Regions from separate parts of the Homo sapiens genome. Here region 2 is linked to region 1. The links are chromatin loops, found by intact Hi-C in ENCODE. Cell type or tissue: PC-9. All regions are shown on one strand. Links, peaks and the distances in the headings refer to the core of each region. The heading gives the core; the rest is flanking DNA. Region 1 overlaps LOC105374286 (a long non-coding RNA gene). Region 2 holds the start of LOC105374287 (a long non-coding RNA gene).

What was found. Peaks named below come from ENCODE experiments on the same cell type or tissue, not always from the same donor. Only the 100,000 strongest peaks of a DNase experiment are listed, where the experiment ranks them.
Region 2: it touches region 1 in a loop (5-fold over the local background); 3 of 110 quality-filtered maps call a loop at or near these places.

Annotation. Positions count from the first base shown.
Region 1 is chr3:193,878,056-193,894,781 of GRCh38, forward strand. It overlaps LOC105374286 (a long non-coding RNA gene), which reads left to right. Exons shown (of 5, transcript XR_001741076.2): 3 at 1,054-1,197; 4 at 2,836-2,980; 5 at 3,473-3,685. Among named protein-coding and RNA genes, the nearest start is that of LINC02038, 42 kb to the left of the region's middle. RefSeq lists an enhancer at 4,778-5,977. In PC-9, for the core only: no CTCF peak of the experiment used is centred there; DNase peaks (open chromatin) are centred at 5,246, 5,676, 7,996 and 8,556; H3K27ac peaks cover 5,142 bases.
Region 2 is chr3:193,934,472-193,951,197 of GRCh38, forward strand. LOC105374287 (a long non-coding RNA gene) reads right to left here and starts at 8,094. Exons shown (of 2, transcript XR_007096293.1): 1 at 7,196-8,094; 2 at 1-5,493. RefSeq lists enhancers at 8,089-8,383, 8,557-10,218, 9,039-9,689. In PC-9, for the core only: no CTCF peak of the experiment used is centred there; a DNase peak (open chromatin) is centred at 8,190; H3K27ac peaks cover 538 bases.

The DNA of each region.
Region 1 (16,726 bases), core at 4,165-12,164:
TTAAGACAGAATATAGAATGAATAAATTTCTCTCCTATCCCAGATCCCAGTCTCTCTCCCCAGAGGTAATTACTGCTACGAGTTTCTTGTGTATTCTTCCAGAAATATTTTTATGCATATTAACACATGTGCATATTTCCTTTTAAAATTACAACAAAAATAAACAAATTGTAGACCTTTTTCATTTCCTGCCCCCTCCCCCTGCTTTGAGGATTGCTTCATATAACCTTATGTAAATCTACCTCATTGAAAAAATTCCTTTATAATACTCTGTTAGAAGGACTTGCCTAATTTATTTAACGAGTTTCCTTTTGATGGATAGGTAGGGTATTTTTTTCCCTTTTATTTTCATTGCTAACAATGATGTGTTGAATATTCTTGTTTGCTCTTTTCTGTACAAATCTCTAAGAGTATTTGTAGAATACATTTCTAGGAGTGAAACTGTGAAAAAAAACTATGTACAGGTAAGCTTTTAGGAAAGATTGCCAAGTTACTCTTCAAGGGTTCTCGCAGATTTATGCTTCTACCCCAGGGAGGAGAGCGCCTGCTGGTGTCCTCCGCTTCTTCACATTGTGTGACCTTTATGAATCTAGTAGGTAAAAAATGAACCTTAGGCCGGGCATGGTGACTCACACCTGTAATCCCAGCACTCTGGGAGGTCAAGGAGGGAGGATTGCTTGAGGCTGGGAATTTGAGACCAGCCTGGGCAACACAGTAAAACCCATCTCTACAAAAAAAAAAAAAAAATTAGTCGGGTTTGGTGGCATGTGCCTATAGTCCTAGCCACTCAGGAGGCTGAGGCAGGAGGATACCTTGAGCCCAGAAGCTTGAGGCTGCCGTGAGCCATGATCATGCCACTGCACCCCAGCCTGGCAACGGAGCAAAACTCTGTCTCAACGAAAAAAGTGAACGTTATTATTTTAATGTATGTCTACTTAATTATGAGTGATTGTCAACATTTTATCATGTATTTATAAACCAGCTATTTTTCACTTTCTGAGACTGCCTGTCTCAGAGCCAAGATAACAGATAAACACAACGTTCTGTGTATAGGCTGTGCCTGGGTGCATCACGATTCACCTAAAAATCACCACTGAAATCCGCAGCAGGCAATTGTGCCAGACAACAGGTGATGACGGGGGCAAACACGACTCAGCTTCTGCCTGCAGCATCTACAGTCATGGAAGGAGACCTCCGGTAACCCAGTGATTGAAATAACGCATTTAAGTGCCACAAGGGGAACTAAGAGTGCCACCCAGCAGGGGCGAGTCACCTGACCCGGGGTGTCCAGGAGACAGCATGGAGGAAGCCATCTGCCCACTGAGACTAGGAGGGGGATCTCAAAGTTACAAAGCAAAGGGGCTGGGGCAGAGACCATTCACAGTAGCAGGAGGAAGACTGCTGAGGGGACAGACAGAGGGTGAGTGTGGGGTAGGGGTGAGGCAGAGGAATGAGGAGAAGAGGGGAGTGGTGAGCCATCCAGTTTGCCAAGGACTAAGGAGAATTCAGGACTTCAGTGCTAAAATCAGGGAAGTCCCTTGCTAACCTGGAAAAGCGAGTCCCACATAGAGCTGCTTATCAACCCTGCTGAGGATTTCAGACTTTATCTTAAAGGGCATAGTGACCTATCAGAGTTTTCAGTAGGGAAGTGATGCATACAGAGTTACATTTTCCAAAGGTCAGCGTGGTAGAGTCTGACATGGACGGGGCAAGGGGGCAGCGTGGCAAGGCTGGAGGTGGAGAGACCAGCTGGGTGGCAGTTTGCAGTAATACCAGCGAGAGAGGATGGTGCCTGGAACAGTGATATTGGCAATGGAGACAAAGATCAGCTGGATTTAGGGGCTGACTGCTGTGAGTGCTGCTGTTCTCTGAGGGGAGTGGGAGGACCCTTTCAGGGGAGGAGTGGTGTCAGAGGAGGGAGTTGATAAGTTGAGAACCCACCCTGTGGACAGGGAGGACCTGAGAGATAGCCAAGTCATTATGTGCAAGAGGCCGTTTGATATCTGGATCTGCAGTTCAGAAGAGAAGATCTGGTGGAGATAAAATCTGGGGCAATGTCACCTTTAAAATGCTAACTGAGGCCCCATTGATGCAGATAAGAACACCCAAAAGTGTCCAGGAAAGTCTGATTCAGGGCTGCAAAGATAATGTCATTAATTAAAAATAAAAACTGCATTTACAAAAGTTCAAAATAGTTTGGTTTAGAATAACAACTTAAAAATTATTTAGTAGGTGGTCTTTTATGAACGTGTATTTTAACAGACACGTAACTGCTGTAGTGTGTGTGGGGGAAGGGGTCAAAGATTGATCAGAGGGTCTCCGAGGCACCTTCAGACCACACGCTCTGGGCAGGAAGTTTGTCCTTTCTGTCTGCTCAGGCCCACAGTGTCAGGAGGGAAATTCTGAGGCCTGAGGCCTCAGAACACAGCTCACACACTGTCCTCAGCTGCCCAGGCCAGGAGGCTATTTGCCCAAGGTCACTCGACTGGTCCAACAGGAGAACTCGGATTGTAGAACCATAGTCACTTGAGGTCAGAAGTTCAAGACCAGCCTGGCCAACATCTCCACTAAAATACAACATGTCTCTACTAAAAATACAAAAAAAGTAGCCAGACATGGTGGCAGGCGCCTGTAATCCCAGCAACTCGGGAGGCTGAGGCAAGAGAATTGCTTGAACCCAGGAGGCGTAGGTTGCAGTGAGCTGAGATTGCGCCACTGCACTCCAGCCTGGGCAACAGAGCAAGACTCTGTCTCAAAAAACAACAAACAAACACATGAAAGAACTGGGAGGGATCCTGGTGCTCTGTGAACAAGACTAATAGCCTCATTTTTCAGTGAAAGTGTGGTGTTTGCTGTGAGAGGGAGCAGACGCTCACTGCCATAGATCTCAGAGACCACCAAGGCTGAATAAGCTGAACAACGCATGCGGAAAGTCCACAGGCCTGCACACCAATGGCCACAGCCTGTTCTCTCCCTGCAGGTGAGTTTCTCCGCATCCACTGTAGCCACACATCACTCAGCAGCTCCATACACTTCTCACCTCACAAAGGACGCACCTGAGGCTGGGCAGCATGGTACCCGCTAAGGGAAGGCTAGGCTGATTTTACTCCACCCAAAGGGAAAGAGGGCTCTGCCATTCTTTGATATGAGGAACGCTTGCACAGCAAAGAATGGCAGAGCCTTCTTTCCTGTTAGGTGGAGTAAAATCAGCTCCTTTAGCTTTTCTGAGTAGTTTCATACACAGTATCCCACTGATGGAGATGAAGATCATATCCAAAGTTCCATAGCTAATATATGGTCAAGATGAGAGTTGAATCCAGATTTTTCTCATTTATTTCATCATCCATTTAACAATTACCATTACCTGGGCAGCTACTAAATGCCTTGTGCTCTGTGAGGCTCAGGACACAAAGCAGAGTGGGATTCTCAGCCACCCTGCCGGTCACTGAAACACCTTCCTCTCTCTGCTCAGGTAGGACACTCATGCGGTACCACCCTTCCTGAGGACACCTTCCTTCCATTGCCTGGACAGCAGCATCCTGCCCTGGGCCACCCTCCATGTGGATGCCCTTCCCACTTCCCCAGGGCACTGACTCCAAGCGCAAGGTGCCCTTGCAATAGACACTCTCCTCACCCCTCTAGTTCTGCCATCCTGCCCTGGGCCACCTTCTGTGTAGACCCCTCCTCACCCCACTGAGGGTCTGAGTCTCCGTGCCAGGACATCCTCCCTGGACAGGACCCCCTTCGGACCCTGCTTTGGTCTCCGACACATGCTGGGCTGCCCCCTCCTATGTTGGCACCCTCCTCGCTCCACATGGGCAACCTCACACTGGACCACCGCCCTTGTGTGAGCCTCTATCTCACCCCGGTGGACTCCACCCTCCTGCTCTGGGCACGCTACTTCCTCCCCACTCAGCTACAGAGGCCTGCCTTGCTCTACCTTACCTAATGGCTTCTGAACAGAATTTTCTAGAAGGGAGAGGAAGAAGCATCGAGCTGGTTCTCTTGGCCTGTTCCTGGATCCCATCCTTCTCCTTTGTTCCCGGCTCCTCCATTCTCTAGGAATCTCAATCTCTTCCGGCATTGCTGAGTTCTCAAGGTAGGTGAGGTTTTTGCTGGCTTCCTGCAGGGCTTCCTCTGTCTCCTACCCCATTCCTGCACCATCTCTGATGGCCTGGAGCTCTCCAAGGGCCAAAGCCATGTGGGTTCTGCGGGAAACTCTGGAAGAATGCCTCTGCTCAACATCTTACTTCGTCACAGTTGGCCAGAGAATTCCCCAATCAGTGTGCTGCCTGGGCTCCATGTTTCACGGAGTTTGGAGTCAAACAGCTTTTACAGGATGCCTGTAGCAGCTCTGCTCTCACCCTCCTCCTTCCCTCCACAATCTGGATTGGGAGACAAACCTGACTGGCAGACAGCGCCATGCATGTGGGATTTCCTCCCATATCCCAGCTTAGGCCTTGCACTGACCAATTCAAGCTTATAGTGCCCTCATTCCTGTCCTCTTAAAATAATTAATCTCCCTGGCTCTCATACAAACAAACTTCTGGTTGCCCACCACCACCCATTCTAGACCTTTTAAAAGCCCAATTGTGGGCACAGCTTGGGCTTACGAGGGACGTCCTTCAACTATCTGGCTGAGCATGCTTCTCTTACACTGTTCTCCCTCCCCTCAGTGTGCCCTGTGTGCCAAAGCAGCGTCCATGTTTTGTTACCCACCCGTTGACTAAGACCTCTGTGATACCGAGGCCTGAGGAGCTGCGAGCCCCCATGGCAGAGGCAGGCAAAGGCCCATCTGCTAAAACTCAGGTCCACGTGCAACCTCAAAAGCACCCTGGAACACCTTTTCCTTCCATCTCTCTTAGGTTTTAGCCAGCCAGGAGGAAATTAGAATTTTTTTTCCCATTTTATGATGAGTTATGGAAGAATTAGGTAAAGGAACATTTAAGCTCCCTACTGCTGGGAAACTTGTCTATGGTGAGAGATTTATCAGACCTGGGTGTGTCACCAGGGGAGGCTAGGAAACCTCATTACTGAATATAGAGCCCCAGACCAGGTCTTGGAGACTCTATCATTGATCCAGATAACCCAACTCTGCTTTTTCACTTGCCATCCTTTTAAATTCCCAAATCCTAACTCAAATGCATAGGCTGTCTTTCAAAGAGCAATGACAAGAGAAAGGCATGCACGCTGCGTATGAGAGGGGAGGGGAGGTTCCTGCGGCAGAAGAAGCAAGGTGAGGCACAAGTAACACTGACCGAAATAGAAAGAGCATGACTCAGCTGGGCGTGGTGGCTCGCACCTGGAATCCCAGCACCATGGGAGGCCAAGGCGGGCAGATCACCTGAGGTCAGGAGTTCAAGACCAGCCTGGCCAATATGGCAAAACCCCATCTCTACTAAAAATACAAAAATTAGCTAGGCGTGGTGGCGGGCACCTGTAATCCCAGCTACTCGGGAGGCTGAGGGGGAGGATTGCTTGAAACCAGGAGGCAGAGGTTTCAGTGAGCTGAGATTGTGCCACTGCACTCCAGCCCAGGCAACAGAGCAACACTCCATCTCCAAAAAAGAAAAAAAAGAACAAAAGAAAAAGTATGACTCGACAGCCTTGGCATTGGGCAGGCATTCAGCCCCATGTTAAGGACCCTTGGACCTTTTGGAGTCCAGAGAGTGACTCACCCCTGACCAGGGGCAATCCTACTCTCAGCTCCAACAGTGTTCTTCTGACTCACGGGTACCCCAACCACACTTGGCACTAAAGTTCTGGCTCATGAGAACAGGAAAAAGGAGAAGCAGAGGCATCATATGCTCCCAGGCATCATTCTGTGGGGTATGCCAGTCTTTGCAAATTCTTGGACAGAACAGCATGCAGGGAGAGGGGCACAAACACGTTACATCGGGTTTCCTGTGTACCATCTTGCTCTTGCGGCATCATTGTCCAAGTCCCTCCAGTAGTGCTAGCCGACTGAACTTTCTGCAATGATAGACATGTCCTAGAGTTGAACTGTCCAGCAGGGTGGCCGTGAGCCATCTGTGACCACTGAGCACCTGAAATGAAACTAGTGTGGTTTTCTTTAGTTCTAAGTAATTTATATTTACATACATACAGCCACATGTAGCCAATGACTACTGGATTGGGCAGCACAGCCCTTGATGATGCCCGGCTCTGTCGGGCACCATCATCTCATTCAGGCATTGTGAGTAATGGCCTAAATTCCTTGGGATGACAAAAGCGAGGTTTGTCTGGGAGTATGAAAAGACGCTTCTCTGCCTCGTTTCATGCTTTCTTACAGGGTCGCAGAGAGGGCAGCTTCTGCCATTACTTTTTTTTTTTTTTAACTACCTCTGTGTTTACAGCTCTCTACTTTCCACTGAGCCTGTGAGTCCAGCAGGGACTGGGGTTGGGATGCAGTTTTCAGAGACCTGTGACTACACCTTTGTTACTGGATAGACTCCTCAGCCCTGGATCAGCCACAGCCCTCTCCCAGGAAGCCCCTCAACTCTCTGCTATTACCCTTCTCCAAGGCCTGAAAACAGGACTCTCTCTTCGAGAAGATCACAGACCCTTGAGAAGATACAGAAATTCTCTGCTCGGCCCAAGTCAAAATAAAATGACTGAATAGGCCAGGGCAGCACAGACGAGAGAGGAGTTTTCTCTGGGGCAGTGGTTCTCCAAGTGTAGTCACTGAGCAAGCAGCAGCAGAGTCAGCTGGGAACTTGTGGGACATACAGATCCTGGAGCCCCACCCAGACTACTGAAGCAGAACCTCCTGGGGTGGCGCTGGCAATCTGTGTTTTAATAAGCCCTCCTCATTCTGATGTCCTCTAAAGTGTGAGAACCACAGCTCCAGAATACTGCAGGGCAGTGACGGGTGGAGGAGAAGGAGTAGGGCTGACTTCTCAGAAGAGTCCCGAAGACCTTGTCCTTGAGTCTGCAGAGAAGTTCACCAGGCAGACAAAGAAAGAAAGAGCAAGCCCAGGCATACCCACAAGTACCATCTGAGCTCTGCATACCTTCTGATATATGTTTAATAATCTTGGAATAACAATTGTATTGATATTATGTTGTTTAGAGTAAGTGGCAATGTATTCTTTGAAGAGTTAAAACTGTTTTCTGTGTTTAGAAAAGTTCTCACTTGAACTTAATTTTGTGTTCTAAATTTAACTAAGGATTATTTTTATACAAACTTTTGAAAGCTTACTAAATTTATCTGATTAACTTGTTAACAGTAGGTAGTTAGGCAGACATAAGCAGGGCAGACCCCCACCCCCACCCCAGGAACGTCAGACAACCATCAGGTGATGGTCAGGAAGTTGTTCCACTGCTCCCTAAAATAATAACTGATCGCACCCAGCACCAGGGAAAGGCAGTCTCCCAATAGATAGAAAACACCTGGCCGGGCACGGTGGCTCACGCCTGTAATCCCAGCACTTTGGGAGGCCCAGGCGGGCAGATCACGAGGTCAGGAGATCAAGACCATCCTGGCCAACATGGTGAAACCCCGTCTCTACTAAAAATACAAAAAAATTAGCCAGGCGTGGTGGTGGGCACCTGTAGTCCCAGCTACTCAGGAGGCTGAGGTAAGAGAATGGCGCAAACTCGGGAGGTGGAGCTTGCAGTGAGCCAAGATCACGCCACTGCACTCCAGCCTGGGCAATAGAGTGAGACTCCATCTCAAAAAAAAAAAACAAAGAAAAGAAAAGAAAAGAAAACACCCGAACCTGGTAGGCAGCAGCTTCCCGATAAGATCTCAGGAGTTGGGCGAGTGGGCTCAAGCATGTGCATTGAGAGGTAAAACGATGGACTTCATTTAACTGGTATGTGACCTTCATCTAGGAACCCTAGACTGGTAAGGGAAAAATGCCTCCAAGGAGCATGCACTCGACCTCAGTAAACACCGCACACGCGGCCCCTCCCAAGTGCTGGCAGGCCCACTGCACATGCAGACAGTCCGCCCCAAGAGAAAAATCAGGGGAGAACAGACACACCCCACTGGAAGCAGGCCAAACTATACAACCCTAAGTCAAAAGTCAAACAGCACATTTGAATCTCTCAAGTCACCCACTTGGCCCTCTTCCAACTGTACTTTACTTCCTTCTATCCCTGCTCTAAAACTTTTTAGTAAACTTCCACTCCTGCTATAAAACTTGCCTTGGTCTCACTTTGCCTTATGTCCCCCGGTCAAATTCTTTCTTCTGAGGAATCAAGAATTGAGGTTGCTACAGACCTGTATAGATTCATTGCTGCTAACAAACTCATCCAACCTCTTTCTTTGATTCCTTTAAAGAAAGCATATAGCTTTTAACCAAAACTTCCACTCAAAGAAGTCAAAGATGGATAGCTAGGATACTGCTTGTTTAATAATCCTCATCTCTTGGACATTTATTTTCTCTATTAAACTTATTTCTCCAGCAATTCACCCACCTTCCCTCTTGCTCCCACCCCACATACACTTCCTGGCTTTGAAAAGGAAAGCAGATAGGCAAACTGGTTAAAACTGCACTAAGTAAAGGATGAAACTCTAAGCAAGAGACTTTCTTCCCTAAGCATGCTTTCTTGCATGAATGCTACTCTGAAATTTCATTATTTAGTGAAGAATGCACAGGTGTATGGTCAGACAAATAAAGGCTGCCTTTTGCTAGCTAGTCATTAAACTCTCTGTCCACATTTCCTAGTGGCTGTAACATGAGGCTAAGGATATGTGGTAGGGGTTCAACGACACCATAATGTATAAAATAGCTGGCACTTAATAAACACTTACTAAGTGTTTGTTTCTACCTTTTCTTCCTTCTTCCAAGGTAATAGTGGTACATGACGAGCCCAGGCTCTGACCTAAAATAACTTGACAGCTGGATTTGAATCCAGTCTGCCACTTACTGGCCATGTGACCTTGGGTAAATTATCGAAATTATTCTCTACATCTCAGGTTCCTCATCCTTAGACTAGAGATGGCAAAAATAGTACCTGTCACATGCTGTTGTTGTGAGGATTAAGGATCTTGATACATGCAAAGTGCACAAGAGCGCCTGCAACATAGCAAGCCCTCAATATAAGTTGGCTAGTGTTATTGATATTGTTATGATTTTCAGTTTCCAACTCCCGTGAGCAGGTAAGATTGACAGAGACGTGACTTACAGGTAAGTAAGATGGATAATCCCATGCACTGTGACTTTCAGAGCCTTGATCAACTTCTGAGCATCACATAATTGTTTCCATGAAATAAAGACTTTTGTTCCCTCCAGAGCACCTTTCTCATTCTTGATTTTTAAAAATTATGCTCTGATAGGTTTTCATGATTTGCTTGCACATGACAGTCATTTCACTACCACCACTTCTATGACAAGATTTGGAGAAGATGCTGTTTAGGAAAAGGAACCAGTTGGAGCAATGGATTGATTCTCCAACTTTGTTGCATAAAACATTTAGAATGACAGAGCCAAGGAGTCTAAATTTACACGAGTCCAGTATTTTCCCTTTAGATTTTCATCCCCAATCCCTCAACAAGCTGACTCGGTCAAGTCACCAAATTAAATAAACCTAACTTCATTCAAGTGGTTTTGTGGGGATAGATACGGTTCTGAATGAAATCCTACCTTGAGACTGGGGCATAGGATATTTTGACAGAGAATTGCAGCAGGTTAAGTAGATTCTTATTTAGAGAATCTTGTATTATGATTTTTCTTACCACTGACTTACCTGATTTCACTTAGAAGTGAAATCTAAGAAGTTCTCTGCAGAAGCAAATATTTCCCATGTGTTAGATTTGCTCCCAGGAATAGAAAGACTCCAAGCGCTTCACCTGGGAATTGCAGGCCTTCTTGTCTCACGTTTTATTACTTAATCCTAACCCTGTTTCTCCTCCCTCCCAACAAACACGCTCCTTAACTATGGCTTGCTCATTTCTTACCTCTTAATGGGGGTACAGATATTCCCACTTCCAGGCCCACCCACTCCTGCAGAACCCTTCCCGGGATAAACCCGCCTCCCCAGAACAGCTCACCCCATGGATCTGTTCAGCACCGTCTGCTGCGGTTTTGATTTACTTACCTATAATATCCATGAAAGGTCTTGCTGATGTTTTCAGAACAGAATTCAGTGGTTCTCAACTCTGCCTGCACATTAGAATAACCCGGGAGGCTCTGAGTCAATGTGGAGACCGGATTCCACCACCACACCAATTGATTCAGATTCTCCAAGGGTGGGGCCCAGGTATCTGTACTATTCAAAAGCTCTCAAAGTGTAGCTGGGGCCAAGACCCACTTTGCAAAATGGGTGAAGCCTAAGAGCAGCTTAGGGACTCACAGGGGGTCCCCGGGTGTGTGAGGAGCCTGAGGAGGGAGTTGCAGAGACACCGTGCCAATGGGAGCTCCAGCCGTGGCTCCTTAGCACAGTGTGCTGAAAAGAAAGCCTCTTATATTACATCATCGGATCTGAAAATTCCAGACGTGTCCTGCCTTTTTATACAAAAAAAAATAATGGATAAAATGTACCACTTTAGAGTTGAACAATGAGAACACATGGACACAGGGAGGGGAACAATACACACTGGGGCCTGTCGGGGGATGGGGGCAAGGGGAGGGAGAGCATTAGAACAAATACGTAATGCAGGAGGGCTTAAAGCCTAGATGATGGGTTGATAGGTGTGGCAAACCATCATGGCACACGTATACCTGTGTGACAAAACTGCACGTTCTGCACATGTATCCCAGAACTTAAAATTATATATATAATATATAATTATATTATATAATATACAATATATATTTTATATTATATAATATATAATATATATTGTATATTATATATATTATTATATATAATATGTATTATATATTATATATAATACATATTATATAATATATTATATTTTATATTATACAATATAGTGTATATTATATAATATATAATATATTGTATAATATATAATATATTATATATATTATATAATATATATAATATATAATATAATATATAATATATATTATATAATATATTATATATATTATATAATATATTATACATTATATATATTATATATAATGTATAATATATTATATAATATATAATGTATAATATATATTATATAATATATAATATATAATGTATAATATATAATGTATATATAATATATATATAATTTTAAGTTCTGGGATACATATATAATATATATGTATTATATATATGTATATAAATATATATAAATATATACCGATTTAGCCATTTGAAGTATAGAGTTCAGTGGCATGAAGTACATTCACATTGTTGTACAACCATCACCACCATCCGTCTCCAGAATTCTTTCATCTTCCCAGACTGAAACTCTGCGCCCAGGAAACTCATGCCTCCTCCCTTTGGTCTCCATGAATTTGACTTTCTGTCTCTGTGACTTGGACGATTCTAGGTCTCTCGTGGATACCTAGTGGAAGCACACAATAGTTTCCCTTTTGTGTCTCGCTTATGTCACTTAACATAATGTTGTCAAGGTTCCTCCCTGGTAGAACATGTGGCGGAATTTAATTCCTTTTTATGTCTGAATCCTATTCCATTGTACTGTACCACATTTGTTTATCCATTTATCTGTCAATAGTCATTGGGGTTGTTTCTACCTTTTGGTGGTTGTGAATAATGCCACTTTGAACACTGGTATCCAAATATCTGATGGAGTCCTTGCTTTCGACTCTTTTTGGTAGGTACTAGCCTCTTTTAACTCGGCAAGATTGCCCAGAATGTCTCCTCCACAAACTGAAGAAATAAGAATTCAAGTCTACCAAGAGTTAAGACACTCTATAGATCGAATGGTAGATGGAAAGCAGGCAGGTTGCAAATGGGCATTGATGGACATTTTTTCTTAGTGAAGTATAGGTAAAAAGAATTAGGGAAGCAACTTTGGCTAAAAGTAGAGAAGAGATTCTTGGTCGGGTAAGAGCATCCCCACGCATCACAGAGTGCAGAGGCCACAAACAAGTGGGGCTCAGGCTGGGTCTCGTCTGCACATGTGTGGCCTTGGCCTGCACAGTGTTTTAACTTTTTGAAGTTAATTATCTACATTTGATAACGGGAAGATTTCATTTGAGGAATCCGGAGCTGTGGTTTCTCTTAAAGACTCTGAAGCGTGAGCATCACCGCCCACATTCCATTAAGCAGCAAATGGCCAAAGCTGATTGGCAGCTGCCCCCCTGGGCAGAGGCAACACTCTCCAGGTAGCCACAGTCTCTACCTGTCTCTACCCCTCTCCGCGGTGAACCTGGCTTATGTCATTCATTTGTATTTCCTTCCTGGCCCCTGAGAGCATTTGCTCTTACCACTCAACGATCTAACCCAAACCTCCCAGGGCACAGGTGAAAAACCCGAGCCTCTTAGGGTTGGGTCACTTGGCCAAGGTGACATGGTAACTTGGGCCCAGAATAAAAGCAGAACTTAAGTCACCAGACTCTTTGCCCAGAGCACTTTTTGTTTCCAGCCTTATTGAGGTATAACTGACATATAATAAACTGTACGCAATTAAAGTATACAGTTTGATGAGTTGTGATATATGTACACATGTGTGAAACAGTCACCACAATAAAGATTATGACTATATCCATCACACCCAAAAGTTTTCGCATGTCCTTTGGTAATCCCTGCTGTCCTCTCCTCCCTGCCCACGCCCCCTGTGCCTTGACCCTGAAGTCTCTAGGCAAACATTGATCTGCTTTCTGTCACTATAGATTAGTTTGCCTGCTCTAGAATTTTATAGAAATGGGATCATATAATATGTACTCTTTCTGTCTGGCTTCTTTCACAATTAATTATTGTGAGATTAATTATTCAATTAATCTCAAATAATTATTTGAGATTCAATAATAATTGAATCTCAAATAATTATTTTGAGATTCATCTGTGTTGTGTGTTTCAGTAGTTTATTTCTTTTTACTTGTATGTAGTATTTTGTTGTATAGATATACCACAAGTTTTTATCCAATCACTCTGTTGATGGACGTTTGGGTTGTTTCCAGTTTTTTAGCGATTACAAATGGAGCTTCTATGAACTCCATGAAATACTTCTAGGATGCATTTTTCTTCTTGTATCTTTTCCTTCCCACCATGATACTAGTAATTTACAAGGGATCTGTGTAGTTTGAATGTATTCGAATAACTTTAGCTCTACTGTTTGATTTGGCTCAAAGAAGCCAAGAGGATGTAAGTATTCCCATGTGTTTTAGAAGCCCAAAGTCAGTAAGATGAAACCCAACATCAAGAAATTGAAGCAGGCCGGGCGCGGTGGCTCACGTCTATAATCCCAGCACTTTGGGAAGCCCACGTGGGTGGATCATGAGGTCAGGAGATCGAGACCATCCTGGCTAACATGGCGAAACCCCGTCTCTACTAAAAATGCAAAAAATTAGCTGGGCGTGGTGGTGGGTGCCTGTAGTCCCAGCTACTCAGGAGACTGAGGCAGGAGAATGGTGTGAACCCGGGAGGAGGAGCTTGCAGTGACCGGAGATCACGCCACTGCACTCCAACCTGGGCAACAGAGCGAGACTTCATCTCAAAAAAAAAAAAAAGAAACTGAAGCAAAGTTATTTGTAGATAAAGAAAGCAATGGGTAGTTTGCCTAAAGCATATTAATTAGATTTTCTGGCTTTCAAAAATTTGGATCGCAATACGAGCAAACTTTATGCTATTTTTACAATTTTCAGTACAAAAAAGGTGTATATATAGAAACAATAAAGTTGACACATTTGAGTACCTTTAAAGAAAAAAAAAGACTTACAGGCCAAGTGCGGTGGCTCACGCCTGTAATCTCAGCACTTTGGGAGGCCGAGGCGGGCGGATCACGAGGTCAGGAGATCGAGACCATCCTAGCTAACACAGTGAAACTTCGTCTCTACTAAAAACACAAAAAATTAGCCGGGTGTGGTGGTGGGCGCCTGTAGTCTCAGCTACTCGGGAGGCTGATGCAGGAGAATGGTGTGAAGCTGGGAGGCGGAGCTTGCAGTGAGCCAAGATAGTGCCACTGCACTCCAGCCTGGGCAACAGAGCAAGACTCCGTCTCAAAAAAAAAAAAGACTTACACAAGTCTTTGGACATATGCTTTAATTTCTCAGGCATATATGTAGGAGGGGAATGACTGGATCATATGATAGGCAGCTGTTTAATTTTTAAAATAAACTGCCAAACTGTTGTCCACAGTAGTTGTGCCATTTTGCATTTCCACCAGCAATATCTGGGAGTTCTAATTGCTCCACATCCTCACCAGCACGTGGTTTGGCCAGACTTTTGCATTTTAGCCGCTCTAGTGGGAGACTGAGAGCATATATCTCATTCTGTTTCTTTTCATTCACACAAAATCATTTTATTAAGATCTATTCATGTTGGTGTTACATTTCTAGTTCCATGTTTCTGATTACCACAAACGATTCCATGGTAGGTACCCACCTCATTTGATTAATGCATCCCCTCCCCCAGAGATGGTCCCTGAGGTCATCATCAGCTCTGTGCTCGGAAACCAAACAACTCTGACTTCTGTGAAAGTTTCCATGGTATTCGCCCCTGCAGTGAGAGCTGGTCAGAGGTCACACAGGTCTGTCAGTTAAGTGCATATAATACATTAAGGCTGCTCTCAGGAATGGCCGCACCTGCAGTGTTTGTGGGTTCCTATTTCCTCACATCATCAACAGTATTTATTATTGAATATTCTATTTTTTGGCAAATTTAGTAAGTATAAATACAATCTTGTCATTTTACTTTGCATTACTTTGATTATTAGTGAGGTTGGCATCTCTTCGCTTACTTGTTGATTTTAAAAATTTCCTTGTGCCTTTGTGACTTGCCTGCTCATAATCTTTGACCATTTTTCTACTGGGTTCCCTCTCTTTTTTTTTTTTCTTTTTTGTCTACAGGGGTTTCTTGTCTATTCCATTTACTCCCATTAGTTTAAGGCACTGCAAGCATCTTCTCTTTATCTGTTGCCGTTTACTTAAAGTATCCTTTGTGGAACCTTTATCTTTTGTGTCCTGCATAGGACATAAAAATTTAATATTGCTATAGTCAAGTTCATCCATATTTCCCCATAAGATTTGTGCTTTGGATTCTTCTTTAAGAGATCTTCCGTATCCCAAGGTCATAAATTATTCTCTTGCCTTTTCTTCCTTGGCTTCTTTTATAGTGTTATAATTTTATCTTTCCCATAATGGTTTTTTTTTTTTTTTTTTGAGACGGAGTCTCGCTCTGTTGCCCAGGCCAGAGTGCAGTGGCATGATCTTGGCTCACTGCAAGCTCCACCTCCCGGGTTCACGCCATTCTCCTGCCTCAGCCTCCCGAGTAGCTGGGACTACAGGTGCCCGCCACCACGCCCAGCTAATTTTTTTGTATTTTTAGTAGAGACGGGGTTTCACCATGTTAGCCAGGATGGTCTTGATCTCCTGACCTCGTGATCCGCCCGCCTGGGCCTCTCGAAGTGCTGGGATTACAGGCCTGACCCACGGCGCCCGGCCATATTGGTTTTTTAATCCATCCAAAATTCACCTTGTGGTCGGGCATAGCAGCTTATGCCTGTAATCCCAGCACTTCAGGACACTGAGGGAAGAGGATCATTTGAGACTGGGAGTTCGAGACTAGCCTGGGAAACATAGCAAGACCCTGTCTCTAAAAATATATACAAAAATTAGCCAGGCATTGTAGCTTGTGCCTGTAGTCCCAGCTACTCCAGAGGCTGAGCTTCTCTTGAGCCCAGGAGGTTGAGGCAGCAGTGAACCGAGATCACACCACTGCACTCCACCAGCCTGGGTGGCAGAGCGAGATTCTGTCTCAAAAAAATAAAAGTCACCTTTTGCATAGCATAAGGCAGAGATTCTAACCTTCTATTGTTTTCAAAGAGTGACCCATATTCTCATCACCATCTGATCACTTTCCATTTTATTAATATATGTAGAAAAGTCAGGCCCTCCTCATTGTGATAGAATTAAACCTCTGTGATAAACAACCTGAATTCATGATCTAAATAGTATAAGTGAGGTTTGACTAAATGGGATTATACAAGATGAAACAGGGAGACTACCGTGTGTTTCAAGTCCCCTCACTGGCTGGTTTCCTGCACTTCATGCAACTCCCTTTGTCTCTTATGACACAGGCCAAGGCTCTTGACTCTTGCCAAGTCTACCTCTGGCCTCCCCAAAGGGCCCCTCCCTCCAGATGCTGCCCCATGCAGAGTGCTCAGGCTGGGCCACTTCCTCCTTCCCTGGGCCACACTCATCTCTCTGAAGCCTGCTCGTGGGAACCTCTCCAGGCCCAACCCTTTCAATGCTTCATTAGCACTGAAATCTGTGCTGGGCCCTAAGCGTCCAGGGCTCATTACGCTTAGCCTGCTGGGACGTATGTGTGTGTGTTGGGTGGAGGCTCCTAAATATTTCCTGCTTTTGACAGTTACAAAACCTTTTCACATTCTCACTCATGAAACTTATGCAGCAGGCAGAGCAGTAAATATTTCTCCCATTGGCAAATGAGAAAACTGAGACTCTGAAGACTTTAAATCTCTTGAAATGTAGGCAATTTGCCCAAGGTCACGCGGCCAGAGAAGGAATGGCTGGGACTGAACGGCGGCTCTTCAGGTTCTAGGTCCAGTGGTCACTCAGGAAGCCACAGTCTCTCAATACAGGCCCTGGATCCGCCTTCATAATTACACGGATTGTTCCTCAAGGGCAAGGCAGGGCTTGAGCCTCCAGAAAGCACTTGCATCACCCTGGTC
Region 2 (16,726 bases), core at 3,972-11,971, 56 kb after region 1:
AGACACATAGATTCTGAGGTATTTAACTCATCTGTTCAATTGTTGGCCCTACCAATCAGAAATGATCAGCTTAAATATCATATCAGCATCTGTAATTTTGACTGACTTGCCAAACATCAAAACTCTCTTTTTGCCCTCTGAATAGTATTTTTTCAAAACTTTGGGGAAAATAAATAAGTCAGATAATTTATGATGTGAAAGAGCACACCTTTCCAATATTAGAGAATATTCTCTCAAGACTTAGTTGCACTGATTAAGTTTGGGCAACGTTAAGTGGATGAAATTTTTCAACAGAACATATCAGCCTTTTTCATATGTTAATGTGCGTGTGATTTTCCTGCAGGAAAAAATCAGACATAACATTTTCCAAAATATCTGATCAGGAAACTCTGTAGACCCAGACTGCCATTTATCCTCTTGTGGAGCTAGCATTCCTCAGAACACAGATAGGAAATGCTGGTCTAGTAAGGACAACTAGTGGACTGGCTTGAGTTTTTAGAAAATACGGTTTGTTGTTTGTTTGTTTGTTTGTTTGTTCATTTGTTTTTGTTTGTTTGTTGAGGAAGTTGGAAGACAAGTGTTATAAGAATTGCCCAGTGATTTTTCTAAATTCAAGATATGATTCCTGCCCTCTGTAAGCACATGAGAAATGAAAGAGATGGCACAGATGTGTTCTTGGTATGGATGGCCGGTTTAACAAAAGTACCTATGGGTAAAAATCTACTTTTGGCCATGATGGAGTAAACTGGTATTGGATGTGCCTTCCACCACAAGCAATGATTAAACAGGACAAAATATCTGAAGCAATTATTTTCAGGCATAGAATAATGGACAGCAGAGGTGTGATCCTCGAAAGAAGGGAAGCCCATGAAGTGAGCCCTGCATGCCATCTGGCTTTCCATCCGTGGACAGTTACCAGGTCACCGTGCAAGGAGGGGGCGCACAAGCAGAGGACGGTGAGCATGTTTAGTGGAGGAGGCAGAGATTGGAGCTTGGGAGTGCGGGAGTGGTGGAATCTGCAGGGCAAGGTACCCGAGGAGAAGTATCTGTGCAAGAAGGTTGCCGGAAGTTTGTATCAGGCAGTCCTCCAGGGTTCTTGGCTGAGAACAGGACTCTACATGCACAGGGTAAAACTCCACTAGGCCTATTAGAGAACAGATATAATGGGGATGAAACCTGAATAGAAACACCAGAGGTCCTGAGGGTTGGGAGACTTTGGAATGCCAGCCAAGCAGAGGGGAGACACTTAGGTGAGCACCTCACACCGCAAATTCCATGCCTTAGGAAAAAGGACTGTGCCATAGGATAAGAAATAGACCCATGCTAAAAGAAACCTTAACACACCTTCCACAATGCTGAGGTAAATCATCAGTAATTTAACTGCCTGTTTAGCAACTGTACTGGCACCCCTTGCTAGTTCAATAAGGTGGAATAAAAAGGGTAAAGATTGGACAGAAAGAAGTAAAAGTTTCTTTATCTGCAGATCATGTGAATATATATACATACATTAAATACTAAGAGATACATAAAGCCACTGTTAGAACTAGGTAGGGAATTTAGCAACAGAACAAGCTACAAGGTTAAATACACACATGTCAATTCTATTATGACATACTAACCACAAACAATTAGAAAGTAAAATTTCAAAATGTCATTTGCAATGGCATCAAAATACATAAAATATTCAGAAGTAAGTTAGACAAAAGATGTGCAAGACCTCGCCAGTAAAAATTATACAATCTTGCTGAGAAAAATAAGGGAAAACAAATAAATAGAAAGAAATAGCATATTCATTCATTGAAAGGTTCAATATTGTTAAGGCATTAAATTTCCCTCTTACTAAACTAATTCACAGACTCAACACAACCAATCAAAATCTTAACAAGCTTTTTGTAGAAATTGAGAAGTTGATTCTAAAATTTATATAACAATGCAAAGGATATCTAACATGGCCAAAAGAATCTTCAAAAAAAGAGCAAGATTCAAGGGGCCCCAATATCTGATTTCAAGACATTAAAAAATATACAAAAATCATAGCAATGTGATATTGGCATGAAGACAGACCAAAAAGAAAAAAAATAGAATAGAAAGCTCAGAAATAGAACCACACAGATACAATCAGCTGATCTATGATGCAGGCATCAGAGCAGTTAACGGGGAAAAGGAAAGTCTATCAAATGGTTCTAGAAGTACTGGATAAATGTTGGGAGAAACATAAGCCTCAATCTTTGCCTCATACCATACATATAAAATTAATTGAGATGAATTATCAGTTCAATCACAAAATTTAAAATTAAAGAGCTGCTAAAAGAAAACACAGAAGAATGTCTTTACAACCTTGGAGTAGAGCAAAGATTACAGATTTTTTCTGTATCCCAAAGATGAGACACAGAAAACACTAACTATAAAATAAAAATGTGAAAACTTAGACTTCATCAAAATAATAAACTTTTGCTCATCAGAAAGACCCCTTAGGAAAATGAAAATGAAAGCCATAGGCCAAGAGAAAATATTTGCAATACCTGTGTATTAGAAGATAGTTTATCCAGAAAAGGTAAAGAATATTTGCAAATTAATAATAATATAAACTAATAAAAATGGACAAAAGACTTCAATGAAGTTTCATGAAAGAAGATATGGGAATGGTAAAAGCATACAAGAAAAGAGTTCAACATCAATAGTCATCAGAGAAATGCAAGTTAAAACCACAATGAGATGACTACTAAATACGCATCAGAACAGCTACATTTAAAAAGACTCACAACATCAAGTCTGTAAGGAGGCAGAACAACTGAAACTCATTACATTGCTGTTAGAAGTGTAAGGTGGTAGAACCGCTTTAAAAAACTGTTTAGCAGTTTCTTAGTTTCTTACAAAGTTAAAGATACATCTAATCTATGAGCCAGCATTTTCACTCCTAGATAATGACCGAAGAGAAATAAAAACATATGCCCACAAAAAGTCTTATCCAAGAATGTTTATAGCAGCTCTATTCATAATAGTCCGAAACTGGAAACAACCCAGATGTCCATCAACACAAGAATGGATACCCTGTGGTATAGTCATACAATGAAATGTTACTTACAAATAAAAGAGAATGAACTACTAATACACTCAATCAACATCATGGATGAATCTCAAAAAGTAATATTTTGAGTGAAAAGTGCCAGATACAAAACTATTCATACCGTTTGATACCATGTATATGAAATTAAAGAACAGACAAAACGAATCCATAGTAATAAAAATCAAAACAGTGATTGCCTGGGGAGGGTAGTATTGACTGGATGGAGGCAGCAGACTTCTGATGTGATGGGAATATTGTATCTCTTCATTACTATGTGGATTAATGGGATGTGATACACCCAACTGTACTCTTAAGATCTTTGCATCTCATTGTATGCACAATTTTACCTCAAAAAAGTAGCGGGAGTAGTGATGGGGAAGGAGAGCATGAGATGGTAGAGAAATAAAATTAAATTATCCTTTACTTGCAGGTGTGCATACACAACCACCACTGCTACCACCGTGCATGCACGCACACACACACACACAGAAAGAGGCAATGTAAATACGTGTAAGTGCATTCATTGTGAACGGGGCCAGTGTTGCACAGAGCATCATATGCTTTAGGTCCGTTTGAATAACTGTCTTCAAATCTCATTATAACAAAGATCTTTCCTCTATTCATTTTCTGTCTTTCTTGGGCTTTATTACCGAAATACCCACACACGTCTAAAAAGAGAGGAAACAGAAACATTAATTTTAAATTTCACACTTCTCAGAATCCAAGACAAATTATTCCTTGTTGACATTTTAAAATTTCATTTCCTGCCACAATTCTTTTGGGTAAGGAAACTAGAAAAGAAATGACTCTCAACTCCTCCCTTGCTTCCCAAACCTGGCCATTTGATTTGAATCTAGAGTTTGATAGCAGAAAAATATTTTTTTCAAGAATTAAAAATAGCTACTATTCTAAATGTAAGATAGCTCCTTAACTGACTTAGTAGCACCTTCCCATTAAGACCAACCAAGTGATATTCTCAACAATAGCACCTCGTTTCATGACTAAAGTGCACTGGTCACATTAAAATGTAACCACATGGAAATGAATGTCCCCCTTTTCACATCTCTGTCCTTGGTTTCCATAGAAGAGGGCTAATTACCTTTTTAATAGCCCTAATTGATGGGCTTACAGATCCTACCTTTCAGTCCCACTTGTGTGCTGGTGAGAGTGGGGGTGGGGCGGCACTCCATCCTCCTGACCCCTCTGCTCCAGCTCTTCCTTGTTGGAAGGAGGTTTGCTGACTCGTGAAAGGCCCCTGCCTTGTGTTTCTCTGTTTGCAAGACTACCTGCCGCCCATTGTGGGCTGACCAGGAAGCCTTCGCTTTGTCTTGGCCAATTGACACAGCTGCACACTCGGTAAATAGACTCAGATGTTGAGCTTTTGTTTGAAGGATCTTTTCAGATTAATGCAGAGAGAATTAGTTTTTAAAACTTAAGCCGGAGCCAGGATGAGTAGAATGGAGCTGTGAGCCATTGAATTCACATCCACAAAATGAGGCCAACTGTCTTACAAGGGTATTTATCCCCTGTTCCTTTTGGAGGTAACATTGAGGGGAGAGGCTCCCACTCTCCCTGGCCTCAGAGTCTTTACTCAGGTCATTGTGAGGAGAAGAACTGACCAGCAATTACACTCTCCAGCTTCATTCTTCAAAGAGAGATAGTCCAGCCCTTAGTAAGGAGATGCAATTACTGCAAAATGTTTGTCAACAATTGATTTGGGTTTTCTTATTTCCAGATGATAAGAGATTCTGATAAATAATGTAAGAGGATCCATGGCCTCCAGCAAAGACCATTTTAGCAGATATGCAGACAGGGCAGCAGTCTGGACTCAGCACTGATCACCACCTCAGACTCTTCAGCCTTCATTATTTATACCACCCAACCTGTGCCTCACCAACGCACTCATTCGGAACCATTCCCTGTTGAGACACCAGTAGCAGTCACAGGTCTCAATGGATGGCTGGTCTCTTGAGGGTGGGGCCATACCTTGGAGTTCTCCCGTACCTACCATTTCACTTAACACAGGTTGGAATTTTAGTCACAGTTTTGTTGATTAGAAACTATAGGACTTTATTCTTCTCTGAGACTTGCAGACTCCATTTTCTCAAGCTATAAACTGGGGACAATTGCTCTTCTTTGCTAACAGTTCTATGTACTTAGGAGGCAGTTTAATGTTGTGGAAAGAAATTTGACTTTGACTCAGACAGATCTGAGTTCGAATCCTGCCTCTGCCACTTACTAGCTGTGTGATCTTAGACAAGGTCCTCCTCTGAGCGTAGACCTCCTCACCATGACAATCAAGATATGATTGTCCCGTGCCATTGTCAGGGATTGAAAGAGTTTTCTCATTTCTATGTGAAAATGAGAAGCATATCATGTAGAATATTGTAGTATTCCCAATATGTTAGCTCTTGCTCTCCAGGTCTCTGCTTTCCAAAGATTTTTTTTAAGAATAAAAAAGATGGAAAAAGAACCTAGTGAATTATACAGTATGTATATATGAAGCAAGATTCCTTCATGACACAAAGCATGCAATAAATGCTGAAGAACAGCTGTTGGTAGGCACTTCCAGTGCCAACCCTGTCAACCTCTCCTTTCTCTCCTCTCTCTCCAGTGTCTGAGTGACTGTCACCCCACCCACGACCCATGCACACCCTTCCCACCGCTCCCCCAAATACACACTCACTAACAGAAAAAGAACTGCTGACAAAACAGAAGAGGTGAGTCCGAAGGATGCAGGCAGCCATGCGAGGGGAAAACAGGCATCGACATCTGAAAAAGTGACAATTTTCTAAATGTGTAGACAGGGTGGCATGCAACATATTTCCCAAAGGAAAATGGTGGATGTGGGTAGCTTCCTCCTCCTTGTTCTAGGTTATGGGATTTAAAGAAAATGTTTATTCCTCTTTTCCTTTATGGAAAATTAACCAATCTGGGATTCCATCTCCCACATTCTCCCATAAAGCACTTTCTGCTGGAGAGTTGGGACCCCCATGCCCTGCCACAGGCTTGCTGTGGGCTTATGGCCCCCCAGTAGTAAAATAAGAATTGGACTATATGGCCTTACGGACCCCTCCTGAGCCAAGCATCCAGGCTCCTGATTCCCCTGCAGCTTGCTGCAAGGAAGGATGTGAAAGCAGAAAACGTGGGTTTTGAACCAGCTCCAACTATGAGGAAAAACGCTGACGGAGGCGCTGCATTGTGGAAAGCTAGGTCAACCCACAGGTTAGGTCAGATTTCAAGTTCTGATCAGCACGCCTCTAGACTCTAAGAAATTAACACTGGAAAATAGGCCTCTGCTTTGGGAGATAATTAGTGAAAATATGGTTGATTGAATTTTAAAGGATAAAATATAGCTTCAAACTGTAGCCTGGTGTCGCTTTCTTTTATGACATAGAAAAGAGAAACTTCTCCTTCTGATAGCAGACTCCTCCATGGGAAGAACACTGGAATGGGAATCAGAAGAAATGGGCCAGGCGCGGTGGCTCACACCTGTAATCCCAACACTGTAGGAGGTCGAGGCAGGAGGATCACCTGAGGTCACAAGTTCGAGACCAGCCTGACCAACATGGTGAAACCCCCTCTCTACTAAAAATACAAAAATTAGCTGGGCCTAGTGGCGCATGCCTGTAATCCCAGCTACTCAGGAGCCTGAGGCAGGAGAATTGCTCGAACCCGGAAGGCAGAGGTTGCAGTGAGCCGAGATTGAGCCACAGCACTCCAGCCTGGGCGACAGAGTGAGACTCCATCTAAAAAAACAAAAAGAAGAAATGCACACGCCAGACTTGTGCAAATCACCCAACCTCTCTGAGCCTCAGTTTATTTCTCCGTAATAGGAGATGGAATCCCTCCCCAAGCTCTTCTCTTCCCACGAAGAGAAGGGTGCTACAAAGAAATAGAGGTTCGCTGTTGCTATGTTTCCTGCCTGTCCTGATCCTCTCTATCGCGTGTTCATGTTCCTTGAACAATGTTGGCACTTCCCAGTAGGCTCACGTGGGAAGTGTCAGCACCAGGAACTTTGCCATGAAATGCACATAGAGATGGAAGGCGATTGGGAATACCATTTGAGAACACTGAAGCAGGGTGCACTGAAGACAAGCACGTTGTGGTGAAAGGAAAAGGATGTACCAGGAGATGTGAAGGGAGCCTTGATACCAGCGCATTCCACCTGCCTTGCTTTTGTCGTCAGGTTTAAAGAAGGCAGTGAAGGGGCCCCAGGCTGAGAGGCAGGAGGCCTGGGCGCTGATTTCGCCTCTCCCTGCTTTTGGGCCTCAGTCTCTTCGTCTGTAAGAAGAACGGGCCATCTCTCTCCAACATGCCAAATTGCTCCAGAAATCAGCTTCGTGTTTTTCCTCCTCATCCCGGGTTCTTGAGCCTGATTTCAAAAACGACGAATTAGAAAATCATAGTCTCTGAGGAACCACCTTTGGTTTTGAGGCTTTTAGCTTAAAGCTCAGTTTCTAAATCTTACTCAGGTGGTCAGGCCTGATTCCTGCTTGGCTCAATCTGCCTAGAGGTAGGCAAAGGCGGCTGTGGTAGGAGACCAGGAATAATCACAGTGTAAGGCTGGATTGGTGTGTCCTCTGGTCATGGGAAGCCTTCAGAGCTGGGCTGGAATTTCAGCGGGTCTTCAGGGGTGCACAGGTAAAGTCTTGGTGGACGAGCATTCTAGGCAAAAGCCATGCCGGTTCATGGTGCTGTGTACTTCAGACTGTTTAGTAGATTCCCCGCTACAAAAAATAGTCCTCGGCCGGGTGCGGTGGCTCACGCCTGTAATCCCAGCACTTTGGGAGGATGAGGCGGGCGGAGAGCCTGAGGTCAGGAGTTCGAGATTAGCCTGGCCAACATGGAGAAATCCCGTCTCTACTGAAAATACAAAAATTAGCCAGGCATGGTGACGCGAGCCTGTAATCCCAGCTACTCAGGAGGCTGAGGCAGGATAATCGCTTGAACCTGGGAGACGGAGGTTGCAGTGAGCCGAGATCGTGCCACTGCACTTCAGCCTGGGCCACAGAGGGAGACTCCATCTAAAAAAAAAAAAAAAAAAAAAGTCCCCTAAGTGTACAGTGACATTTATGGCATGCTCACTCACAGGGAAGGGTGAGACAGCAGTTCTTTCATGATTGACATTTTTGAGCTGACCGCAGCTCTGCTGCTTTCAACGTTTGCCCCAGGGTCATCTTTGCTCTCCCCAGGCCACCAGTGAGAGCAGAGCATGGAGATGGCCTGTGTCACTGTTCCCTTGGCCCAAACACCATTAGCTGGAAGTCTGTCACGCAGCCACATCTAACTGGAAAGGGGACTAGAAAGTATAATCTAGTTGTGGACCCAGGAAGCCCGTGACAGTGGGGATTCTAGGGAACTGCCAGCTATCTCTGCCAGTCAGGACCATTTATTTCAGGCTGGGCTCCTTCTGAATAGAAAAGCAGCCGGAGGCCCAGGCGAGGCAAGTGAGGGAGGAAGGGAGCAGCCGTCAGCCTGCAGTGCACTCAAGCCAGCCTCACTTTTTGGGTAAAGCCAATTTCACTCCAGTAGATACAGAGGCCTGGAACCCCTGGATAAGGAGGCCTCCACATTTCTCCCTGTCTATGAGAAGGTGAGAGAGAAGGTTCAAGAAGGCTTTTTCACAAGCAAACCATCAGGCCCCCCAGGGTGTAATTTGGAAACCCCCTGGCTTTCCCTGGCTTTCCCTGGCTTTGCCCTCGGCCCTTGGTCCCTCCTCCTACCCTGTTTTCAGCCCATTTCTCTAGGCATGCACCAGTGGCCAGGACTACCACGTTGCCTGACACCTCGGCTCGGTGCCTCGCCTGTGGGCCACTTTGGGCCGGAGCTACTGATGGGAGCTGATTCAAGAGCCTGGCCCAGCCCTGTGGCTTTGATGGGCTTTCATCCTCCCGCCTGCGCTCCTTGGCTGGACGCCTGGGGAGCTGCATAGCCTTGCCCCGGGCTATCTGCTTTCAGTGGGAGAGGTCCTTCTCTCTGAATACAGGAGGACCCGGAGGTGAGGAGGTGAGACTTGGGCACTCTCGTCTCTGCAGCCTGAGAGCTGAGCCTGCGCCAAAGCCATCTGCCTTCACCCAGCTTTCCCAAGGAGCAGACAAGATAAAGGACAGACGGAATGAACACTGAACAACTTGTTAATGATTTTATTGCAGGTTAAATCAAATGTCTCCAGTAAAACTACAGGAGAACTGCTTTAACCTTACCCTGCTGTAAATATGTATTAACTCAATTACTATCAGCAATTAAGGCCTAGTTTGGGAACACTGGTCTGAGACAAAAAAGACATTATCATCCTGGGAAATGAATCCAGAATAAAAGGAATTTATTCCACCTGAGCTAATGAGCAGCTGTATGGGGATGGAAATGAAGGCCTTTGCCTCGGAATTGCTTTTGACCGTTCATACAGGGAGAGGAGAAAAGGTTCGCCTTTACGTAAAGCTCTTGGAAGCACATTAGGGACATTGTTACAATGCAAATGAGGAAGACCGTTGTGTTTGGGTGGTTTATGGGTTTAGTAAAAGGAGTAACATTTCAATTAGTGGGGAAGGAATGAGAACCTGCCTCAAAGAGGCTTAATTGGCAACTTGGCTTTCCCAGGGGGCTTTGAAGTAGCATCAGAGAAGGAAAGTTTTCAGAGATGGGTGGAGAATAGAGCAACTATAGGGCCCTTGCTGTGCCTGTGAGAGGGCAGATGGGGTGCTCAGAAGGTAAAACCCACAGCACTACACAAATCCCAGCCCCGCGCGAGCGCCCGCTCCAGTCTTCCGGGCTTCTGAGTGGTTTTCTCCACGCCGCTTCTCCCAGCTCCCCCCTGAGAGCGTCAGGACCCAGCCGTTTCTAAAGCAGGCAGCCTCCACGAAGCCATCTCGCTTCAAAGGCTGCAGCCCTAACCTCACCAGTGTGGAATTCCTTTTTTCCTTCTCAAGAGCCCCTGTTGCTGGGTCTCGAAGTTTAGTCCAGCAAACTGGGGAATTCAACTCCTAATTGCAGTGAGTTATGGGGGAGGGTGCAATATTGCATACAAATGTGTATTTTCTGTGCATGTGTGTTCAAGGACTACAAAGTCTGAAGACTGAGGATTCAAGTATGATCGTACCTTAGGGCAAGGGATTGCACAGGTGACTCGTCAAGGTGGGGCTCTCAGATTTCACAAGTCGCAAAGGCATCCAGATCGACATTATCCTACGGTCTCGTCTTTCCTAGCCGTGGCATCCTCATGAGGTCTTTGTCATGTAATTCATGCTCACAAGTCACTCAAATCTTCATGCATCTTGACTGATTTGAGGTTTTACTTCTTAATTCAGTCATTCACAGGGTATGGCAAACTTTTTGTTTTCTAACATGGAGGAACTCTCCAAAGGAAATGTTACAGATAATATGCCAAGATAATCGTTTGCAATGAAGTCTGGAAGAAAATTCAGCTAACCCTGTGTTTTAGCTGCAAGAGAGCAATCTGACCAGGGGTTTGGAGAGCTGTCCAAACCAAGCCTCTAAGTGGTATGCTGGTCTTTCTGAGCTTGAGAAAAAAAGAATGAAGAACTTCCAAGTGACTCCACCAGTCCCTCGGTTCTCTTGATGTTGACTTTGGGGAGAACGAGTTCAACACCCTTCCCATATGCGCATCTGTGAACGTGGATTGGATTTTGCTTGAGATCTTAGCACTGAACCCTGAACTAAAGGAGGCACTATGCCTCCATCTGAAGCAATCAGTCCCCAAAGCACAGGACTCTGAGCCAGGCTCTCTCCCTTCATCCTCCCCTCTCCTGCGGGTGGCTTCTCCTGGAACACTGGCTCATATCTCTGGAGCCTGTGGTTTGGGGATTGCCATTAGCCAACTACAACAGAGCCTGGAGAGTTTACTTTGGGTCTAAAATGGGAACTGGACCCACTCTCTGAGTAATGCTCATCACTCAGCAGGTCTCAGCCGGTGGCCTACAACTTTACAATTGACCCCTCTTCCCACCACCGTGGGTTGCTGTGTAGAGCAATCACTTCCCTCCTAAGCCTCATCTCCTGCTGCCTCCTCAAAGTTGCGATGGTTAGAAAACATGGCATCTGTATGCACCCTGCACGTTCTTGCATGCCAGGAAAGCTGAGCCACCATGCAGTCGCATGGCATGTCCGATCCGTCATGCCACTGTGAGGAAACAGGACGAGGACCAGAAAATCAGCACAGCAACATAAGTTCCTGACTGCTGCTGTGAGTGGACCGGAGATGCTGCACCAGTGACCCAGTCACTGCAGCAACTAGAAGCTGGGATTGACTGGATGCCTTGGGACAGCACAGAATCCATTTCAAGTGCTGAAAAGGACCTTAATAATATTCTAACCAACATACGGATGGGAAACGGAGGCCCGGAGAGGGAAGATTCCTACCCGGGTGCCTGCAGGGAGAGAAGGGCAGAGCTGAGACCCAAACCCAGGTGGGGGTACTGAGGCCAGTGCCCCCTTCTAATATGACTGAATCTCAGCTTCACTTTCCAGTGTGTTTTTGCCTTGGCGAGGGTGGAAATGAGTTTCCAAAACTCTGCAAAGAGAGAGGTATGCGGAGGGGCCAGACAAAGCCCGTGAGCATTTACCATAGATCTCTCTAAAATGGATAATCAATCAAGACGTTGTTGTATACTCTTGCCTCCTTGAGGGAGCATCTTGTGTACTTTCTCCTTGTTCCTCAGACCCCTTCACTATAACCAAGGTTGCCTCTGTGGTGAGTTCGTTAACGCTCGGGAGAAAATTCTCACATTAGAGCATTATTTTCAAAATGCACTCTTCAATGTCCAAAATATTTCCATTCCCAATATCTCACAGTCTTTTTTATTTTTTTATTTTTTCTATAATTTCAACTTTTATTTTATATTCAGAGGGTACGTGTGCAGGTTTATTACCTGGGTATATTGCAAGATGGTGAGGTTTGGGGACACAATTAACCCTGTTACCCAGGTACTGAGCATAGTACCCAATAGTTCGTTTTCCAACCCTTGTCCCCCTCTCCCCCTCCAGTAGTCCTCAGTTTCTATTACCGTCTTGATGTCCACGAGTACCCAGTGTTTAGCTCCTACGCCTAAGAAACAATATGCAATATTTGATTATCTGTTCCTGCATTAATTTACTTAGGATAACAGCCTCCAGCTGCATCCATGTTGCTGCAAGGACATGGTTTCACTCTTTTTATGGATGTGTAGTATTCTATGGTGTATATGTACCACATTTTCTTGATCCAATCTACCAGTGGTGGGCACCTAGGTTGATTCCCTGTCTTTGCTATGTGAACAGTGCAGCAATTAACATATGAGTGCATGTTGCATAACCTTTAAAGGCAAAAAGACATGCTCTATTATCCCATTTTTACAAAGAGGAAATGGGTTTTCAAGAGGTAAAGTAACTTGCCAAAAGCCACGCTCCCCACAAGTGGCTCATACAGACCTAAAGCCAAGTCTAGATCGAAGTCCAACACTTTGCAGAATTCTAGCTTCCAGCAGGAAACAACCTGACTTAGACAATACCTCATTATTTACTTCTCCTCTCTGGGGACAATGAAATTAATGTTCCTTTGAAACATGAGAGTTTGGATAGATGACCACATGTACTTGTCACCACCTCCTCTTCTCTCCTACACCTGGTGTACAGGCAAGGCTTTGAAGAATATAGTGAGTCATTGCAGTCCCCCATCCCTCTTTCAAAATTCCCTGCAGCCGATGAGACCGCTGTCCACACTCACAAACTTACCCTCCCCATTGAGAGTCTGGCATCATCGACGTCTCTCTCAGAGCCTGCCTACAGAGGGGCTGGCCATTGTTCTTGGATAGATGGCTAGACCTTTCAGCCTTCTGTTTTAAAGAAACAGGATGTGGCCAGGCGCAGTGGCTCATGCCTGTAATCCCAGCACTTTGGGAGGCTGAGGCGGGCGGATCACCTGAGGTCAGGAATTCGAGACCAGCCTGGCCAACATGGTGAAACCCCATCTCTACTAAAAAATACAAAAATTAGCCGGGTGTGGTGGCAGGCACCTTAACCCCAGCTACTTGGGAGGCAGAGGCAGGAGAATCATTTGAACCTGGGAGGCGGAGGTTGCAGTGAGCCGAGATCAAGCCATTGCACTCAAACCTGGAGGACAAGAGCGAGGAAAAAAAGAACAAGACATGAGAAAACACGTCAGGCAATCTGGGGTTATGCAGAGGCGATAAAGTCTCTTCATCAATTTTGCTACTTGGGAGTTTCTTCTGGAACATATGAGAAAAGAAGTGAATAGCTAAAGGTGGAAAAGATGAGCTAAGCCAGAGTGTTCACTCCCTGGACTAGAGTCTCGCCAGTAAAGTAGATAACAGAAAATATTTCAAAGATGAGACAAGCAGCAAATAAACCACTGAGAGAATAAAAAATGACTTCCTCCCAAATTTCTTCCCCCCTAAAAATACAAAAGATACAAGATATGTGGTTTTTTTTTTTTTTTTTTTTTTTGAGACGGAGTCTGGCTCTGTTGCCAGGCTGGAGGGCAGTGGCGCGATCTCGGCTCACTGAAGCCTCCGCCTCCCAGGTTCAAGCGATTCTCCTGCCTCAGCGTCCTAAGTAGCTGGGACTACAGGCATATGCCACCACACCCAGCTAATTTTTTTGTACTTTTAGTACCTTTGTACTTTTGTACCATGTTGGCCAGGATGGTCTCCATCTCCTGACCTTGTGATCTACCTGCCTCGGCCTTCCAAAGTGCCGAGATTACAGGCATGAGCCACCGCACCCAGCCCTCATGTGTGCTGCTTATATCTGACATAGGAGACATTGAACTCACACTCCGAATCTTGAGATATTAAAAGTTTTAAGAGATAAATGAGTTCCTCTTAGACAATTATACCTTTATGTCTGCCAGACTCAAATGGGATTTTCTGTAGAATCGTATGGTATATGAAAATCTTCTTTTATTGCAGCCGTTGGAGATGTGTGTGAGTATGTGTGTGTGTACATGCATATTATGCATGAAATTTTGTATCTTCGTTCAAGCTGTCACCCATCTCTCATCTGGAAAATGGCAATGGGATTAAAAGTGCCCCTGGCCTTGAGCCAACCTCTGCCAACTGTGTCTAAGATGCACATCTCACCACTTCCTCCCTTTGGCTGACACCTGCCCAGAGCTCCCCATTGTCCACCTGATAGAGTCTACCCTCCATAGACATAAAACCCCCAGTCCTTCTTCAACCCTCCATGCTCATCATTTCCTGCCTCACAGTTTATGTGCCAAGCAACACGGGGCTCTTCCTAGTTTCCTGCCCTGGTGTCTTTTCTCCTCCATAACCTTGCTTATGCTAGCATCTCTTCCAGGACCCAACATGCTTCTCCCACCTGGACCCCTATTCTCCTACAATGCCCTGGGTGTATCTGTAACTAGCACTTAGAATCACCTGTTCTGGTGTCTGTGTCTGCCACTAAACACACAATGTATGAAGAATATCATACATCAAAAACCACCCAAATCTTAAGTATACAACCAGCCAAATGTTTTCAAATTTCAACCAGCACCCAGAACAAAAAGCAGCCACTATATTTTTGAGGTCAGAGGCTGAGTTTTGTTCATCTTTGTAACTTTAGCACCATGACCAGTAGCTGGCATGCAGTATGTATGGTACCAAATGGTTGTGGAATTAATCAATGAATGGTTATTTCACTGTCTTTTCCTTCTGTTTCACTCATTTACGTTTTCTAACTATTCTCACTTTACCTAAGTTGACCAACAGGATAATTCAGGATTTCTCGCCCAGGCTTTGAGAGCTTGAGTTCTGAATGCTGAGGGTTGTGAAGGAATGTTGGTAGTTAGGGGAAGAAGCATGGGGAGCAGCTTGGCTGCTGACCACCAAACCTGGATAGGCAACTTGGTAAGATCCAAGACTCAGCCATAAGTGAAGATAAAAGTCTTTTCTCTTCATAAACTTCAAGCTATAATCTCAGCTGCCAAAGCATGTCACAGTAACTACCTCAATTAAGAATCAATGAAGAGATCACTAAAGAATAGAACATTTTAGCCTTTTTGCATTACAGCTAAGAAAAGGGAACAGGTAGCATTCATTTTTTCCACACTCAGCCTCTGGTGCCAGGTACCAGCATCGCCTTAAGTTGACAGCTGGCCCACACCTGAGGAGCAAAGGGTCTATTCTCCCTGCTTTCCATGTAAGCAATCATAGGAGGTGTACTATAAAGAGAGTGCTCCCTAAATATTAATGCCCCCATCCACACGCTTCTCTGAAAAGTCCACATTAGGAAGTAGTAAACGTACCATTTAGTTAGCATGTACTATGTGCCAGGCATTTGATAAATAGCCACTTGCACACATTACCACATTTATTCTTCATAACTACTCTCTCAGGTGAGTGATATTATCCGCATTTAACAGGTGAGAAAATTGAGCAATGGAAGCTGGGGTGTGACCTCATATCTTTGATTCCAAACCTATAGTAACTACTCTATTATAAACAAACTATATAACTTGCTTCCTCGTGTCCCTGCAACTGATGAGAAGACCAGTAGTGTCGAGGTTGAGAAACCCTTCTCAGAGGACTCCCCAGAACGAACCTGGGAACTTCAGACAGACTGGGTGGGCCTCCAGCCGGGCCTCGCAGCAGAATCAGGACGGGTCTGTCTTGCTGGCATGCCTCACATTCTCAATCTCACTGCTGGAAACCCAGATTCAATATTACCTGAGGCCGAAGCCTGAGTTCTTATGGTAAATTTTCCCCTGGGGAGTTAGAGTTTCTCATTTATGTTCACCCAAAACCTTACTTTGAAAGAACTATTTTGGAGAAGTTCACAGTGCACACGATGGAAGCATTGAAAACATCTACTCTTTCCCAGGGGCAGTCAAGGGAGATAGGTCCTTCTGAAATGGAAGGGAACCACTCCCCAAAGGAGCATTTCTGAATGAGAGATTAGCAAGGGTTTCCTCAGCAAAAAGCTCGATGTGAGGGCAAGCATCCCCTTCCCTGGCCTGAACGAGCAGCGTGTCATCCCGGGACCTACCCAACACCCTTGGACAGCCTAAGGAAAGGACCTTCTGGCACTGTTCAGACCAACAGCTGAGCCAGGGGCCTGACTAGTGCTCACCAGCATCTGAGCCCATTCGCTGGCTTGAGGACGGACACAAAGAGCCACCCTGATCCCAAGTCCAGGCCTTTAATGAGCCCCTCCACTCCTCACCTCTCAGACATCCCCTGTTTACATTTTATTCGCCAAAGGACCTAATCCCCGGGCTCCAGTCTGCACTTCATCTTGTCTCTGTGTGTCCTCCAGATTAATGCTCATCAGTAACTGTCGCCACAGAGGGGAAGACCCGAGCGTGAGGACATGCCAAGCCCTGCAGCTTTGGTGCCAACCAGAGAAAATATGGAAGAGGAAACCCAAACATTTATAAACATTTCAAAATGTTTAGTTCAAGACGCCCCATGTAAATAAGAGAGTGCCCAGGAGACACTCGTTTTCCTTGGACTTACATATTTTGTCCCAAATAAAGATTAGCTTAAAAAAGAAAATCCAAGTCACCAGTCCCTGCTTCTCTTTCGCTTCTCAGGCGCATAAGATCTTTTTCATGTAGTTTGCTTCAACGCTATTGTATTTCTTCTGCGCTTTGAAACTGAACCCCTCTTTGATGGATATTAGTGGAACGTGCTTTCGTGT